Regions from separate parts of the Homo sapiens genome. Here region 1 is linked to region 2. A link is an interaction called in ENCODE POLR2A ChIA-PET data of the cell type or tissue named here. Cell type or tissue: PC-3. All regions are shown on one strand. Region 1 overlaps MRE11 (MRE11 double strand break repair nuclease). Region 2 overlaps PANX1 (pannexin 1).

Region 1 (2,500 bases), 320 kb before region 2:
TACAAAGATCTCAATCCAGATTTAGTTTTCTCACATTTGGATGTAATTTCAGAATTATTCTACAAACAAAGACAGCCAAATGATGGTGAAGCCACTGAAACTTACGTCATAAGTATATGCCACTCTAAGATCCTCCGGTTGTATTAGTTTCCTATGGGTGCTGAAACAAATTTCCACAAACTTAGTGGTTTAAAACAACACAAATTTATTATCTTACAGTCGTGTAGGTCAGAAATCGTACACAGGACTGGAATCAAGGTTTTGGCATGGCTGTCTTCCTTTTTGGAGGCTCTAAGGGAGAATCCATTTTCTTACCTTTTCCAGCTTCTAGAGGTGCCTACTATGTTCCTTGGCTCTTGCTCTCCTTTTATCTTCAAATCCTGCAATGTTGTATCTCTCTAACCATTTCCCCAGAGTTATTTTTCCTTCCAGCTCCCATCTGCCTCCCTCTTGTGCTTTTCAGGACCCTTATGATTACACTGGGCCCACCTGGATAGTCTCTGATACTCTCCCTATTTTACAGACAGCTGATTAGCAACCTTTGTTCCTCTTTGCCATGTATTCACAGGTCCCAGAGTTTAAGACGTGGACATCTTTAGGGGGCTCTTATTTTGCCTATGACACTGGTTAATTTCATCTCTATTAATCATAGCTGCCATTTTTGGACTCCATATCCTAGCCATCAGGCCTCTACATTTCACGTGTCCTGTACTCCTCCCCCATTTCTGGTTTTGACTTTGCTTTTTCTGGTTCCTGATATTAGTAGGCTTAACTACAGCTGTTCACTATATTTTTTCTCTGGTAACATATTTGGTAATTTTCCTTGCTCATCTATAATTATTTTGTAAGGAATAAAAACTATTTCTGCATCCAGTGATTTGTATCTTACAGAATGTGCAGCTCTCACTGCTAACAGAAAGAGGGATGGGTGAAGCAGTACAAGAATTTGTGGACAAGGAGGAGAAAGATGCCATTGAGGAATTAGTGAAATACCAGTTGGAAAAAACACAGCGATTTCTTAAAGAACGTCATATTGATGCCCTCGAAGACAAAATCGATGAGGAGGTAAGTAACTAATTTGAGTGTCTAGGTCTATTTAAATAGTCTGTCTTTAAGAGTAGCTCTGAGATTTTTTTCTGGTAAATCACTATTTAACCTCTCTGATTTGTTTAGTTTTTCTCATCTATAAAATTGAAATGATAAAATGAAGGTTAAATTAGAAAATGTAGAAAATGCCTAGAACAGAGTCTTGCATATGGTTGGTACTAAAGTGTTTTGTTCCCCATGGATAGTATCTTCTCTTAAAGATCCTTTGAAAGGGCTTTAAAGTGAACCTTGTAGGATGGTAATTTTTGTTCATTTTAATTTTTTTAGTAAGTTTTGATTGAGATCTTGAATTTCATTTAGAAAATTTCTGCTAAGCAAGAAGCAGTGGAAAAATTACAGGAAAAGCTGTCTAGACTTGACTACATAGAAATTATAAATGTTTGCATATCACATTGTCAAAAAACAAAATTAAAAGATATTGACATGAAAATATTTGTATGTGGGCAGAAAAAAGTTTAATATTCTTAATATTAATGAGCTCTTAGAAATCTTAAAAATAATTAAACATTTGATAGAATAATGAACAAAGGACATGAATAGGTGGTTCATAAAAGAAATATAAATAGCTAATAAGCATATGAAAATGGTGTTTAGCCTAGGATAATCAAAGAAACTCAAATACATCTTTTGTTTGTCAAATTGGCAGCAATTTGAGAAAAATAGTATCTAGCACACTGCTGGTAGTAGTATTACGTTTGAATAGCTTTACTGAAAAGCAGTTTGGCAGAGTATATTAAGAGGCTTAAGATTTACCCTTTAACTCAGCCTGGGAAATTTCCCTATGAAAATAGTGAGGTAGAGATTTGTGTATGGAGTGATTCATCTTAGTGTTGTTCATAGTGGGGAATAATTGGAAATGTTTTGATACAATAAATGTTGGTACATATACCATATAAAATTTTACACAGCTTAAAAATGACATTTTGGAAGAAGAACATGAGAAGATATTTCTAATCTAATGTTAATTGGGAAAGATTTCAAAGATAAAAAACTGCGTAGTATAATCTCAATTATTTTTATTTTATATGTAATTGTGTATGTTTATGTAAATAAAGAAAATATCCCAGATATATTATCAACAGTTATGTCAAGGTAGTTATATTACAGGGGATCACTTTCTCTATTTCCCAGATTCTCCCTAAGCAGAAGAACAAAACAATGTTATTTAAAAAAAAAAAAAAAACTCATTCCCTTATTTTAGTGCTTTTGGTTAACATGGTTCTCTTAAAGCCTTATGGTGTCAATGTGTAACTAATATTATTTAATACCAAGTACTTCCAGAGGTAGGACAGGCAGTTCACCCTCTAAAACCATTCACTCTATGACTCTGGATGTGTTGGGTTTGCTAATTTATAGCATAAATAGATTTCTCAGGTACATACCAGAAATAAAA
Region 2 (2,500 bases):
TGGAGTGCAGTGGCGCGATCTCGGCTCACTGCAAGCTCCGCCTCCCGGGTTCACGCCATTCTCCTGCCTCAGCCTCCTGAGTAGCTGGGACTACAGGCGCCCGCCACCACACCTGGCTAATTTTTTGTATTTTTAGTAGAGACAGGGTTTCACCGTGGTCTCGATCTCCTGACCTCGTGATCCGCCCACGTCGGCCTCCCAAAGTGCTGGGATTACAAGCATGAGTCACCGCGCCCGGCCGATATGTATCAAGTTTTAAGGACACATGGTCCCTGCCCTAAATGAACTTACAGTATTCAACAGATAAGTATGCAAGTAATTACCTAACTTCAAGTTATGGTAAATGTTAGGAAGGAAACTTACAGTGTTAGGAGAACATGTATCATGAAGTTCTACTTAAAGTTGCAATTCTACCCCCTGAAGGAGGCCCTTTCTTTCTTAAAACCAAGAGCACATCAAAATGCTTCTTCCAAACTTCTAATGCAGTCACATTTTGAGGGAGTCAGAGCTGGATAGTGTACAGGGCAGTGGTTTTTTTTTTTCTTCCACTTATTTCAAATAGGAACGCAGGAATGCAAAACTATTCGGAAAATGATGTCATCCTTCTGGAAACTGATACTGCTGCGACTAGTCTCCTTTCCTTTTAATGCTGGGAGGAGAGAAATATTTACGAAGATTTTCATGCAAACAAGCTTTATGTGTGAGTAGAAATTTTGAAAGAAAGTAAATGTCCATCATTAGGGGACTGCTTAGATGAATTGTAAGTATATTCTAAGCTATGGAATACTGTTCTATTATAAAACAGTGAGGTGACACCTATGTACTGGCACGGAAAGCTCTCCAAACATACTAAGTGAGAAAAAGCAAGCCACTATGGTATGACTCGATTTGTTTTAAAAAATAAAATAAGGTGTACACGTTATGCTAATGCAGACAAAGTACAGCAATAAGGCTGCACAAAGTGTCCACCTACCTTCAGCACATAGTGAAAGAGATTTATGAATCCTTTACCATGATGATGTATTTAGCTACTACTTGTACAAGAAAAATATTAACAAAGTAAAACATGTATCCAACAGTAGACTCTCTGGACAGCATGCATCCTTCTGGAGGGGTTAGGAGTCTCTCTTGGCTCTTTGGTTTAGTGTGAGTTGAAGATGTTCTATTATAGGACCTATGCCATGAGACCCTAAATATTGGCCCACTCTGATAGACAACCCTGAAAAGAATCGATCTGCTTTGCCAGCTGGTACATGCTAAAAAGCAGCCTGAAGATATTCCCAAAGACAGGTCTAAATTCAGCCACAACAGAGCAGATAACTTAAGCCACCCAGCCGCTGACTCAGTTGCAGGAAATGAAAGGGGAACTCCAAGCAAACTATATTGGAAGCAGCTGCAGTTATATCTATCCTTTGACTCACTGGGGCTGGCCCAATGCCTGCCCTGTAATGATAGCAAAAGAGCAGTGCTAACTCAGAAAGACTAAGTCCTTCTCTACCCAGAACGGTGGCTGCCCACTAAGAGGTCAGTGGGTGAGGGAGGCAGGGTCCCCGGCTGACCAGACACCCTTTCCCTAGTAGACTACTGGCTGCCCCAGCTCCCCACCTGGTCCAGCCAGCCAGAAACATCCTGGCAGGAGACACGGGCTCTCCTTCCCAGGGGATATGTGCCACATGAGGCACCAGGGAATCAAAGCAGCCCCTGACGCCTCAGGCCTTGTACAGCCCTAAGCGCAGGGCACAGGAGGCCCTGTCAAAAGACCCCTTAAACATGAATCCCATTCAGAGTCTGGTCTGTTGATAGTTTTGTCTTCAACCAGGCTGCTGTAAGAAAATCCCACAGACTGGGTGGCTTAAACAACAGTTATTTTCTCACAGCCTGGGAAGTTCAAGATCAAGGTACCAGCAGATTCGGTGTCTGGTGAGAGCTCTTTTCCTAGTTTGCAGATGGCCCCCTTCTCCCAGCGTGCTCACACACCTTTCCTTGTGGCCGCACTTGTGGAGAGAGGAAGAGGGAAGAAGAGAGGAAGGGGGGTAGTGGGAGAGAGAGGGAAAGAGGGAGAGAAGGAGGAAGAGGGAGGGGGGAGAGGAAGAGGGAGGGGGGAGAGAAAGAGGGATTTCTTCTTTTTCTAAGGGCATCCCATCATGAAGGTCCCACTCTCATAATCTCATCCAAACCTAATTACCTCCCAAAGGGATCTCCAATTAGCATCACATTGGGGATCAGGACTTCGACATATGAATTTTGCGGTTGGGAGACACAAACATTCAGTCCATAACTGCAGCACACTAAGGGAATTCATAACTTTAGAGAAATACTTCTAGAATTTCAGAGCTTGAAGGTCACGTCATGCAATCATGCTTATATTCTACACAAAGCTGTCGCCCAGCCATTTCCTAAACCTCTCCCCCCATCAATGAAATGTGCAGCACTTCTAGAGGCATCTGAGAGTAGATGTGTTAGAAATGAAGGGCCTCAAGGCACTGTCTCCCAGCAGCTT

What was found. Peaks named below come from ENCODE experiments on the same cell type or tissue, not always from the same donor. Only the 100,000 strongest peaks of a DNase experiment are listed, where the experiment ranks them.
Region 1: POLR2A ChIA-PET joins it to region 2 with 36 read pairs; 2 of 35 experiments call an interaction of 5 or more read pairs at or near these places.

Annotation. Positions count from the first base shown.
Region 1 is chr11:94,457,973-94,460,472 of GRCh38, reverse strand. MRE11 (MRE11 double strand break repair nuclease) reads left to right here. Exons shown (of 20, transcript NM_005591.4): 13 at 892-1,065. Among named protein-coding and RNA genes, the nearest start is that of MIR548L, 7.4 kb to the left of the region's middle. In PC-3, no CTCF peak of the experiment used is centred here; no DNase peak of the experiment used is centred here; H3K27ac peaks cover 728 bases.
Region 2 is chr11:94,134,239-94,136,738 of GRCh38, reverse strand. The region is part of intron 1 of PANX1 (pannexin 1); the gene reads right to left. Among named protein-coding and RNA genes, the nearest start is that of PANX1, 6.6 kb to the right of the region's middle. RefSeq lists an enhancer at 162-456. In PC-3, no CTCF peak of the experiment used is centred here; DNase peaks (open chromatin) are centred at 280, 538 and 1,398; H3K4me3 peaks cover 1,705 bases; H3K27ac peaks cover 2,134 bases.